3 separate regions of the Homo sapiens genome follow, and all the other regions are linked to region 3. A link is a contact called in ENCODE Hi-C or POLR2A ChIA-PET data. All regions are on one chromosome and are shown on one strand. The core of a region is the stretch at or near the end of the contact, and the rest is flanking DNA. Distances in the headings are between cores, read along the strand shown.

Region 1 (4,407 bases), core at 1,456-3,955, 500 kb after region 3:
GATGCCTCCAATTGGTTCAGTAAAGTGGGTTAAACTATCTACTATGGTTGGTGGTCGATTCAAAGTTTGAGAGTAGAAAAGGTCTATTCTATAGTCAGTAAGAAAGAAAAAAAAGGTGGGAAAAACATAGTAGAGAGAACAGGGCCAAAGGGATACAATGAATGTAGGCTTGGATATCAGACAGACCTGGGTTTAAATCCCAAATCTATATGTAACTAAGTGTCCTTGGGTGAGTCACCATACCACTCTGAGCCTCAGTTCCACCATCCATAAAGTGAGTAACATAATATTTCCCCAGGGATGCTAAGAGGACTGAATTAAATGAGATAGCTTATCTAAAGCGCTAATGGTCTTATTTGAGAACTTTCCCCAAAATGTTCAGCAAGCTAAATAGAAAAAAAGTATGACTGGAGGTTGGGAAGGTGGACATGCCAGAAGGTTAAGGGAGAAAGAATCTACAATTGTTTAAGAGGACACTGTAATCGCTGACTGTAGAGCTCAAGAAAACAAAAGTAAGAGGGTCTGCCAACTCAGAAGAATAGAGCTAGGCTAGAGATAGGAGGTCAAAATGAGGTCACAAAGCAGACTCAGGAGTGATAGCTGCAGATTGAGATAGAGGTTGTGGTCAGAGACGGGAAGCTCTTATTTCAAGATCTTGAAGGCAGAATAGTTCCAAACAAGAATGAGGTCCAAGTGTAGCTCAATCAAATGGTAATCAAAATATATAAACATTACTGTAAATTATGAATGCAATTTAAGACAGCTTTATGCAACATCTCCTGCTATACAACTTGTTATTTTTTGAGAATTAAAAGAAAATTGTATCTTTAAAGAAGGCAAGGGAAAAAGCATAAGGTAGGCATCACCTACCATATGCTAGGTGGATTTTTTAAATTGTGGTAAAATTTACCGTTTAATACATTTTTAGGTATATAGTTCAGTAGCATGAAGTATATTTACACTGTTGTGCAACTATCGCCACCATGCATCTCCAGCACTTTTTCATCTTCCCAAATTGTCTGCTAGATGGTTTTACACATTATTTCATTTAATCCTCACACAATTTACAACTCTATTTTTATTTTTATTTTTTTTGAGACAGAGTCTCACTGTTGCCTAGGCTGGAGTGCAGTGGCACAATCTCGGCTCACTGCAACCTCCGCCTCCCAGGTTGAAGCGATTGTCCTGCCTCAGCCTCCTGAGTAGCTGGGATTACAGGCACCCGCCACTACGCCCAGCTCATTTTTTGTATTTTTAGTAGAGATGGGGTTTCACCATGTTGGCCAGGCTGGTCTCGAATTCCTGACCTCATGATTCACCCGCCTCGGCCTCCCAAAATGCTGGGATTACAGTTGTGAGCCACCGCACCGAGCCTTCAACTCTATTTTTATAGATGAGGAAACCGAAGTTTTGAGAGGTTAAATGACTTCCTAAGATCACATAGCTAACAAGTAGTAAATCTAGGATTCGAATTAGGCCAAGCCCTTTCTATATCCTGTTGCCTCTATTTAGTGTTAGAAAAAGACCCAAAAAAGTTGCAAGGATACCACCTTTGCTTAATCCCTTTCACAGGAACTCAATATACTTTACAAACTATTTTCTTCTCCTTTGTGTAATTTTTCTAAGAACTAAACTCAACATTGTTTCTAGATCTTAACTATCTTAAAGGAACCTTAAATACCTTCCCTCATCCCCAATCTATAAAGAATGGTACCTGACACTGAAATAAACTAGATTCAAGATTCGATATAAAATTCCAGTTTGTTTTTGCTAGGTGCTGTTTTAGAAAGAATGAAGCACCAAGTTACATTGCTCTTTCTTTTCTGTCCTTTCTTAGATGAAATCCAAATTTCTTTCGTTTGAAGAGAAAGTGCCATTTCTCTTCCAGCTAAGTATTTTCTATTATCTTCCCACAATTTTTGTTGTCCTGAAGATAGTTGTGAAAGCTCAGTTTACAAAACAAAAATATGTAACCATCCTAGTTAAAGAATGCTTGTAAGCTGTTTCTTTATAAACATTTTCATCTTACTTTCACTAAGGTATAAATTAGATGATTGGTTTTCATTTTAGCAAAGTAAATCTAAAACTAGAAATAACTTATGCCAAAGAACTTAGTGGATATATGTACATATTTATATATATGTGCATATATATCACTTGGAATATGTATGTTATATGTAAACCAACAGAAGCAGCAGGTATGGTGAGAACTTTTCAAATCTATTTTGAGACATGTCAAACCCTGTTTCAGAAAGCTTTTATTCTGCATACCAAGCAACAGAGGTGGCTGTTCAGGAAGAGGTTATAGTTGTTCTGCAGAGGTTTTTGGCTTCCGCACCTCTGAGATTCTACTGTTTACTGCCAAGAAGCAACGTGTGAAATCCCCTACTCTGGACCAGATGATGGCGCTTTTAGCTCTGTCAGCATTAACCATTCACCCCAATTTCATCTTTAAAATCATAATTTGATTTTCCACATTTGTCCTTCTTAGATTTAAGATTTTAGATTACAATGCAGGAGACTTCCCACCTTCAAAGGCTTGTCAGAGCCTACATTTAGCCAAACAGGATTTATAACTGCAACTATATAATTACCTATGTGAGCACACTGTCTCAGAGCATCAAAACTCTATGTGGTCTGTTTCTGGCCACCAAGTGGGTGAAAAATTTCTAACTCACAAGATGAGAAGCATCACAGTGCGTCACGACCCAGACCATTCTAGGTCAATGTTTTGTCTCTAACAGGGTATCAGGAGACATTTTGTGAGAACCACTGTTAGTCTCCATGACATTACGGATCTACTCCAGATATTTTACATACCTTAAAGATGAGGAGCTAGAAAACCTCCAAGGCCCTTTCTGACTCCAAAACCTTATAAAAGTATGGAGGTAGAATTTATGAATTTGTCTAAATCTTAAATTTATTTAAACATCTATACCAATGAGGTAGTGAGCTTACTGTGATATAAAGATATTACTCTTATAAATTCTAAGGGATATTGTTTGGTTTTGGTATTATAAAATCTGGTAAATAAATTTACACAAGCATACCTTGTTTAACTGTGCTTTCCTTTACTGCGCTTTGCAAATACTGCATTTTTTACAAATTGAATGTTTGTGGTAACTGTGTCTGCCAGTCTGTCAGCACCATTTTTCCAACAAAATGTGTTCTCTGTGTCACAGTTTGGTAATTATCATATTTCAAACTTCATTATTATCTGTTATAGTAATATGTGGTAATTTTTGATGTTACTGTTGTAATTGCTTTGGGGTACCATGAACCAAGCCCACATAAAATGTCAAACTTAATTGATAAATGTGTGTGTTCTGACTGATCCACCAACCAGCTGTTCACCCATCTCGCTTCCTCTTCTCAGGCCTCCCTATTCCTTGAGACACAACAATATTGAAATTAGGCCAATTAGTAACTTTACAATGGAAGACTCACTGACATTGAATACTGCTTTTCCTTTAAATTTTTTTTTTTTTTGAGACTGCAACAAGACAAGACCTCTGTCTCTCTGAAAAGCTAATTTCTATTTATTTATTTATGATTTTGAGACAGAGTCTCGCTCTTCACCCAGGCTGGAGTGCAGTGGCACTATCTCGGTTCACTGCAACCTCTGCCTCTCGGGTTCAAGAGATTCTCGCACCTCAGCCTCCCGAGTAGCTGGGATTACAGGCGTGAGCCACCATGCCCGGTTAATTTTTGTATTTTTAGTAGAGACGGGGTTTTGCCATGTTGGCCAGGCTGGTCTCAAACTCCTGACCTCAGGTGATCCACCTGCCTTGGCCTCCCAAAGTGCTGGGATTACAGGTGTGAGCCACCACACCCAGCCTTTTTTTTTTTTAATTTATTGAGATGGAGTCTCACTCTGTTGCCCAGGCTGTAGTGCAGTGGCACCATCTCAGCTCACTGCAACCTCTGCCTCCTGGGTTCAAGTGATTCTCCTGCCTTAGCCTCCCAAGTAGCTGGGATTACAGGTGCATGCCACCACCTATTTTTGTATTTTTAGTAGAGATGGGGTTTCACCCTGTTGGCCAGGCTGGTCTTGAACTCCTGACCTCAAGTGATCCACCGGCCTTGGCCTCCCAAAGTGCTGGATTACTGGTGTTAGCCTCTGTGTCCAGCTGTAATCTAAGAGTCTATCAGTTGTGAGATCCATTTCAATTGCACAGATGTTAAAAATGTAAAAATGTATGCAACTTAGAATAAATAAAATGCACTACTAAATGCAAAAAAAAAAAAACCCAAAAACCAAAAAACAACAGCAACAGCAACAACAACAAAAAAACCCTTACAATGGCCTCTGAGTGTTCAAGTAAAAGGAAGAGTCACACTTTCTTTCACTTTAAATCAAAAGCTAGAAATGATTAAGCTTAGTGAGGAAGGCATGTCAAAAGCTGA
Region 2 (4,218 bases), core at 252-2,751, 360 kb after region 3:
ATTTAACATTCCTGTTAGATGATTGTCATTACATCTGTATTATGCATGAGAAAACTGAAACTCAGAGAGGTACTAAATGGTGAAGACAAGATTTGAATCAGGTCTTCTGGGCATGTGATCGTGAAAAGGCATGAGATGTGTGGACAAGTTCAGCCTCATGAGGATCAGGCAGTCTCTTTCCTAGATATCTGGTTCTTCTGCTTTTCTCCCTACCCCTAATCTACTCCTAACTGAAATAAGGGGTTTCAAGTGGAAATGCTAATACTTATCCTATTCACTTCACAGGAGGTGTTATGGGATTTGGTGAGGCAATACTTTAAATTTCAGAGAACAGATACTATAGTCGTCAAAGGCATTATTTATGCTATTTTCTGATAGGCAGTGAGTTGACATTTTCTTCTGTATTACTATTGTTTGTGGAGGCTGGCAAAGCTGAACACCTCTAATTCAGACATCATCCCAAACCTCAGGCCACCCTGTTCTCTCATTTTCATTTACCAAATCTGCTTACACAGACTCCAACTTGTGTATTTTCCCCTCTCCTACTCCTTTAAGTCCTCTCACCAACAGGAGACAAAGACAGCACTCTGGGGATGAAGGCCCAGAAACTAGACTCCTAGCACACAAACTTAATAATAAGCTCATGAAACTTTTAATAGTATTTAAAATAGTATTAAAATTTGTATCAATAAATATAAAAATAGATTAATTCATCAGAGAGTTCCAAGGTGTACCCAGCAAGGAAATAACTTTTAAATATAGAGTGATAGGGTCAAGCACAGTGACTCATGCTTGTTATCACAGCACTGTGGGAGGCTGAGGCAGGAGGATTGCTTGAGCCTAGGAGTTGGAGGTTATAGTGAGCTATGATTGCACCACTGCACTCCAGCCTGGGCAACAGAGGGAGACCCTGTCTATAAGTCAAGAAATAAATACAGAATGATGGTTACAACTTTGGGAGCATTTCACAAATGGAAAAACTTGTGTATAATAAGTGGCTCTAGGGCCGGGCACAGTAATTCCAGCACTTTGGGGGGCCAAGGTGGGTGGATCACTTGAGGTCAGGAGTTTGAGACCAGCCTGGCCAACACTGCGAAACCCCATCTCTACTAAAAATACAAAAAAAAAAAAATTAGGTGGGCGTGGTGGCACATACTTGTAAGCCCAGCTACTTGGGACTGAGGCAGGAGGATCACTCAAACCCAGGAGGTGGAGGTTGCAGTGAGCTGAGATGGTGCCACTGTACTCTAGCCTGGGTGACAGCAAGACTCCATCTCAACAACAACAACAAAAAAAAGTTGGGGGGGGCACCTAACAATGTCCATTCCTGACTTATTTATTTGGTCAAAGGATGTGAATATTTTTAAATGATTATTCTTCTCCAGCTTCTCCCTTTGCCTCTGCTATTAGGTTGGTTTCCTTCAACAGCCTGACGATTGGTCATGGCAAAGAGAAACTGTGCGTGTTAGCATTCTGAGAGTGGTTTGGAGATTTACTCCCACTAAGTTGATAAACTTCCTCCTTCTTAACGGTTTTCTAGACTCTAATCCTAATCATTGCCTTCTTTCCAAATTCTCCACGAGTGTTGCTCAGGAAGCACAAGTAGCTGTAAACCACAGAGGCTGGTTCTTACCAACTGTTGGATTCAACCTGTAGCAAACTGGACAGAGCACAGCCTGTCCTTTCAAGAGCCCAGAGCAACTCCTAAGTGAAGAAAGAGAACTCAACTTGTATTGTGTAAATTTTACCCAGAACAGTCTCAGGAAGTATCACAGCTTCCTGATTGCAAACCTAGATAAAGTCTAAGGCCACAGCTGCTAAGGACAAAAGCCACCAACCCCCCAAAATGAAGAAAATGACATCCAAAGTCTGTATTTGAGAGAAAGTCCTATTAGATACGTGAGGGTGTAAAAGACAATTCAGATGAAGGAACTGGTTTTGTGTCTCAAGCAAACAAAGGTCACCTTTGGAAATAATAGAGAACAAGGGAGATCTGAGAGTTCTGACTGCCAGTATCATGAAGTCGGTTTCTGCACGATTATTTCATTATAGATTAAACCTGAATCTGATTAAACCTATCATGGATATGGAGTGAGCTGATGGGAGCCCATGTGTTGGAACTCTGAAGTGGAAAGACTTACCCCATAAAATCTTTTCTCTGCTTACCTTGCTTTCAGTGCCTCCTCTAAAATATGAAAGCCACTGTGTTCCATCAATATTAAGAAAAACATCTCTGTGGCTTAAAAAGTAGATCAGGCCTGGGTGCAGTGGCTCATGCCTGTAATCCCAGCACTTTGGGAGGCCGAGGCAGGCGGATCACCTGAGGTCAGGAGTTCAAGACCAGCCTGGCCAACATGGTGAAACCCCGTCTCTACAAAAATACAAAAAAAAAAAAATTAGCCGGGAATGATGGCAGGTGCCTGTAATCACAGCTACTGGGAGGGTGAGGTGGGAGAATCGCTTGAACCTGGGAGGCGGAGGTTGCAGTGAGCCAAGATCATACCATTGCACTCCAGCCTGGGCAACAGAGTGAGACTTCGTCTCAAAAATAAATAAATAAATAAATAAATAAAAAGAAAAGTAGATCAAGATTGATTGCAAAGAGCAGAATTCAAATTCCTTTGCTGACTAGTTGCATGCCTTTGGACAATTTAATCCTAGTTGCTTTATCTGTTGGGAATACATGGGAAGAATAATTCCTACTTGTAGGGTTATTGTGAGGATTGCAGATACCTGCAAGATGCCAGGCCCAGAGGAAACAACCAACATATAATAGTTATTATCCTATTATTCTTAATCAATGACTTTGAAATGTAACAGGGCTGGCCAGGAGCAGTGCCTCACACCTGTAATCCTAGCATTTTGGGAGGCCAAGGCGGGTGGATCACCTGAGGTCAGGAGTTCGAGACCAGCCTGGCCAACATGGTGAAACCCTGTCTTCTACTAAAAATACAAGAATTAGCTGGGCGTAGTGGCGCATGCCTGTAATCCCAGCTACTCGGGAGGCTGAGGAAGGAGAATCGCTTGAACCCAGGAGGTGGAGGTTGCAGTGAGGCGAGATGGAGCCACTGCACCTCAACCTGGGTGACACAGTGAAACTCTGTCTCAAAAAAAAGAAAAAAGAAAAAGAAGTGTAACAGGGCTGGAAACTCCCATTTCTGGCAGTATCATAGATTAGATATCCTGAATAACTCTGTAGATTAAAACAACCAAAATTCTGGGTAAACTATTCTTACATAATTATAAATAAATCACTGATCTGTCACCAAAATAAGGAATTTGTTGATTTCAGAAACAGTAGTGAAAGTAGGAAATCTGGTCGGGGAAGCAGGGTTTTTTCAAATTCTGGAGAGTCCTTCCTTCTTTGAGGCTGCATGAAGCTGTATGAAGAAGGCACAGAATCAGGAGTTAAAGCTTAGGGCTGACTAAGGTGGAGAATCTTAGGAAACTCACCCCTCTATACCCTCAGTGTAAGGATGAATAGGAAGTCACTCTGCACAGAAGGAGATAATGAAGAAATGCCTATTTCCACCTTGGCGCTGGTGGAGGGGTTGGAAATCTTCCCTAACAGTTCGTAAAGCAAGTTGGCCTTCGTGTGTGTTTGTGAGAATTCAGTCTAAAATTTTAAACTAACTATAGTTCAACTATAGTCCCAGATTGGTAGCACCTGGGGCAATTGATAGAAACAAAAACAAATTTCTCTGGAAGGATTTAACTGTAATCCAGACCTTAAAGAATTCCTACAGGTTAAGTTCCAAGGAGAACAGGCAGCTTATATTTTTTTTTTTAAAAAATCACAAGACGTATAATGATGTAAGCAAGACACCATAAATGAGAATCAATATAAACAAATTTCAGCAAATATAGACTCACAAATATTTCAGATGTTGGAAAACAGATATGAAATAATCTATTATGTTTAAAGAGAAAAAATAAGTGCTTAAAAATATGAGCAGAGAATAATGACAATAAAGAATGGCCACAGAGGGCCAGGCATGGTGGCTCACACCTGTAATCCCAGCACTTTGGGAGGCCGAGGTGGGCAGATCACCTGAGGTCAGGAGTTCAAGACCAGGCTGGCCAACATGGTGAAACCCTGTCTCCACTAATAATACAAAAAAAATTAACCAGGTGTGGTGGTAGGCACCTGTAATCCCAGCTACTCAGGAGGCTGAGGCAGGAGAATTGCTTGAACCTAGGAGGCGGAGGTTGCAGTGA
Region 3 (4,062 bases), core at 1,098-3,597:
AAATTTAATGAGTAAATGAAATGGGTATACTATTATGGCAGGCACATTATAACCTCTCACCATTTATTTTAGTTGTTCCATTTATCAGTTAGTATATAACAATCTACTTGAAAATATAGAGGCTTAAAATAATAACACTTATTTATTTATTTTGAGATAGGGTCTCACTCTGTCACCCAGGCTGTAGTGTAATGGTGCTATCGGAGCTCACCGCAGCATTGATCTCCTGGGCTCAAGGGATCCTCCCACCTCAGCCTCCAGAGTAGTTGGGACTACAGATGCATGCCCCCATGCCCAGCTAATTTTTTATTTTTTGTAGAGATGGAATCTTGCTATGTCGCCCAGGCTGGTCTCAAACTCCTGGACTCAAGCAATCCTCCCACCTCCCAAAGTGTTGGGATTACAAAGTGTAAGCCATTGCATCTGGCCTTTTAAATTTTTTTGTAGAGACAGGATCTTGCTATGTTGCCCAGGCTGGTCCCGAACTCCTGGGCTCAAGTTCTCCTTCTGTCTTGGCCTCCCAAAGTGTTGGGATTACAGACGTGAGCCACTGAGCCTGGCCTTCTAGTTTTTTTTTTTTTTTTTTTTTTAGACAGGGTCTCACTCTGTTGCGCAGGCTGGAGAGCAGTGGTGCGATTTCAGCTCACTGCAATCTTTTCCTCCAGGATTCAAGCGATTCTCCTGCCTCTGCCTCCCAAGTAGCTGGGATTACAGGCACATGCCATCACGTGAACCCAGCTAATTTTTGTGGGTTTTTTCTTTCTTTTCTTTTTTTTTTTTCTGAGACAGAGTCTTGCTCTGTCACCCAGGCTGGAGTGCGATGGCACAATCTCAGCTTACTGCAACCTCTGCCTCCCAGGTTCAAGCGATTCTCCTGCCTCAGCCTCCCAAGTAGCTGGGACTACAGGCGCACACCAGAACGCCTAGCTACTTTTTGTATTTTTAGTAGAGACAGAGTTTCGCCATTTTGGCCAGGCTGGTCTCGAACTCCTGACCTCAAGTGTTCCCCCCACCTCGGCCTCCCAAAGTGCTGGGATTACAGGCATGAGCCACTGCTCCCAGCTTAGTTTTTGTGTATTTTTATTAGAGACGGGGTTTCGCCATGTTGGCCAGGGTGGTCTCGAACTCCTGACCTCAGGTAATATGATGTCCTTGGGCTCCTAAGGTGCTGGGATTACAGGCATGAGCCACCAGGCCTGGCCTCTAGTTTTATTTGAGGTGTTTTGTTGTTGTTTTGTTTTGTTTTGACAAATAGAGATTTGCAGTGGATTAGGGGTAATTTGGTCTTGCTTGCAGTGCTTCTACTCACCAGAAGGAGGAGTGTGGCCAGCAAGCTGCCAGAAGATGAAGCTGTATTTCTAGGGGCAGAAAGAAAATTGGGAAATGAACAAATGACCTACTTCTTTCCATCTAAGTATACCTGAAGAAGGGTGCAGCTACTGGCTACTGGCCTAAAATTTGGGAAGGGAAGGAGGATATTGGTGAAAGCCTGGGAGAAGCTTGCCAAGATTCATCTGTTTCCAGTAACAGAGGGGCAGGAGCAGGTGAGTTTGAGTTTGTGTGTTTGTGGGTGTTTGGGGCAATGCCTCAGAGAGAGAAGGCGGCTAATGACAGGGTCATTAGATGTCAGTAAGTGACTTTGCAATTCAAAGTGTTGCTATCCTAAAACCAGGAAGTAAGCACAGGACCTCATGGATTGTACACAGGTCATATTCATGTGCACTTCTGAGTTTGGTCCAAAAATATGGTATAACCTGTATGTGTTCCACAACTGTCTTTTGCATTTTGTCCTCTATAATACATAAATGGCCATTCTTCCTTCAGCTATGAAATTGATTTTACCTCCTAGACCCACTACCTCCTAATTCTTGCCCCTCTCTTTAACCCATGAATCCTTGCTGCCAGTCTTTGGTTGAGACAAAGACCAGCCTTGGGTGGGGACTCCTTTTTTCAAGAATGTCTGAGGCTATCAGTAGTAGTGAATTTATATATTCTCAATACCAAAAGGGGCTGAAACAATTCTTGGATGGCTTCAAGTTTGAAACCAACAAGTCAGAAAGACTCCAGACCATTTCAGCCCCCAGGGCCATGGGTAGCACCAAAGGAGAGAATGGGCTTTAGTATCCCTACAGTCTTCATTAGCACCCCCATCATTGATACAGACGATTAGTATTTTCTCAATTTTTATAAAGTGCTATGTACATGCACCTTCAAGACCTGTTCTCTCACCCTACCTCTCCACCTAGAAAGCTGCTGTATGCTCCTGCTGTGTAAAAATCCTAAAGCTGTCCCTGGTTGGTCATCTGCAACGACCCATAACACTTGGCTTCCTGGAGTAGGTGCAATTGAGATTCTTTGAACTTTGCCCAATTTTAAGTGTAACACAACCAGTGTAGTTGCAGTATTTACATTGGAAAAACAGGTTCTGATCAGCATTAGTATGGGCAAAGTGGATATAGTTTTAACTTACTTACTAAACTAGAATGTTTGCCTTTAGATCACCATGTGTACTTTCTTTGGTCATTTATTGCTGAAGTAATCATTAAACCTTGGTGTTGTCCCCATCATAGATTAAGTAAAGGCCCAGGCAAGAAAATCTCTAGATGATTTTTTCCTTTAAAACCCACCCAATTTAGAATAATTTTTCATTCACCAATAATTTTTCATTCACCAAAAGTAGAAACTTAACATGACTTCCTAGATGAGACTTTTTAAATTTTACTGTCACCATTATTTACACACTTGTTGAAGAATATAGAATAAGTCCTCTTTTCCAGAATAAAATAAGCTTTTTTTTTTCTATAATAGAATAGCTATATTTTTTCTTTTTTCTACTAGAATCCTCTGCTGGAGGAAATACTTGGATAAGGTGCTGCTGTGGAGGGTGAGGCCTCAAGGACTTGCTGAAGCATCAGGCTTGAAAAACTGCTATGCAGACAGCCAGGCGAAGAATTTGCTTTGCACACCTGTAATCCTAGCATTTTGGGAGCTGAAGTAGGAGGATTACACAGCTGCACTCCAGCCTAGGCGACAGAGTGAGATCTCATCTCTCTAAAAAACAAACAAACAAACCAGGTCAACATAGCAAGACCCTGTCTCCATCAGGGGCAGAGCCAGGGGAAGAATTTGCTTTGCTTCTGAAAGGAAGTCATATGAATGAGACGGGGGAAAGGAAAGAGAGGAGAGTGAAGCCACCGTGATGGCTTTCTATGAATTGACTCTTCTCCATGATCCCACTATCTTCAGTGAAGTCTACTAAAATCCGTAAAATGTTGGTGGAAATGAATTTCCTTTGAAAAGTCATGTGGGGCTAAATTCTGGGCTGGCATGAATGAAAGAGGAACAAAAACAGCACGCCCCAAAATATGAGCTGAAGGCAGAAATGATCATGAAATTATAAGTCACTGGGAATTAGCAGGAATCCTGGTTAGGACATTGGATTTTACAGACCTCAGAAACTGAAAGATTGAGTGGAATTTAACTGCTTTTCTGAGGGGAAAGAGCTTCCCTAGTTGACATCTGAAATAATTCTCAAAGGGAATTATTTTGGGAAGGTGAAGCACTGCCTAACACAAATCTTCAGGCCTGAAAATTCACGTCGCAAGGAAGGGTAACTAGTTTCTAACTTTATTATTTGGAAATTTAAAATCCATATAATAAGAATTGGTAGCCAGGCACAGTGACTCATGCCTGTGGTCCCAGCTCTTTGGGAGGCCAAGGCAGGCAGATCACTTGAGCCTAGGAGTTCGAGGCTAGCCTGGGCAACATGGTGAAACCTCATCTCTACATACACAAATACACACACACACACACACACACACACACTCTCAAACTGAGAGTGTGTGCCTCAGAGAGAGAAGGTGGTGCCTGCTCCTGCCCCTCCATTATTGGAAACAGAGGAATCTTGGCAAGCTTCTCCCAGGCTTTCTCTATATCCTCCTTCCCTTCCCAAATTTTAGGCCAGTAAAATCGCATATTTATATACAAAAAACAATTCGCTCTGTATGATGGCATGTGCCTGTAGTCCCAGCTACTTGAGAGGCTGAGGCAGTAGGATCAATG

Evidence for each region. Hi-C counts contacts between places; a loop is a spot of excess contacts on that map. ChIA-PET counts read pairs that join two places held with the same protein, here RNA polymerase II (POLR2A). Pooled maps may share reads with other maps.
Region 1: a loop to region 3 is called in a map of endothelial cell of umbilical vein, with 8 times the contacts of the local background. The contact joins two enhancer-like sites. A Hi-C loop is called at or near these places in 11 of 168 maps with a recorded cell type or tissue (A673, B cell, GM12878 and 6 more), 16 of 37 single-sample maps with no recorded cell type and 23 of 50 pooled maps. POLR2A ChIA-PET finds 5 or more read pairs at or near these places in 1 of 52 experiments (T-cell).
Region 2: a pooled map shows a loop between it and region 3 (4-fold over the local background). The contact joins two enhancer-like sites. A Hi-C loop is called at or near these places in 2 of 37 single-sample maps with no recorded cell type and 2 of 50 pooled maps. POLR2A ChIA-PET finds 5 or more read pairs at or near these places in 1 of 52 experiments (GM12878).

Annotation. Positions count from the first base shown.
Region 1 is chr1:92,314,194-92,318,600 of GRCh38, reverse strand. The region is part of intron 6 of RPAP2 (RNA polymerase II associated protein 2); the gene reads right to left. It also overlaps a transcript of GLMN not described here. Among named protein-coding and RNA genes, the nearest start is that of RPAP2, 17 kb to the right of the region's middle. RefSeq lists a silencer at 415-709. Within about 2 kb of position 2,705, at least 3 of the 41 ENCODE cell types and tissues checked have a DNase peak (open chromatin) inside an H3K27ac peak, as active enhancers do.
Region 2 is chr1:92,457,479-92,461,696 of GRCh38, reverse strand. No RefSeq gene overlaps it. Among named protein-coding and RNA genes, the nearest start is that of GFI1, 27 kb to the left of the region's middle. Within about 2 kb of position 1,501, at least 2 of the 41 ENCODE cell types and tissues checked have a DNase peak (open chromatin) inside an H3K27ac peak, as active enhancers do.
Region 3 is chr1:92,815,801-92,819,862 of GRCh38, reverse strand. No RefSeq gene overlaps it. Among named protein-coding and RNA genes, the nearest start is that of RPL5, 14 kb to the left of the region's middle. Within about 2 kb of position 2,347, at least 4 of the 41 ENCODE cell types and tissues checked have a DNase peak (open chromatin) inside an H3K27ac peak, as active enhancers do.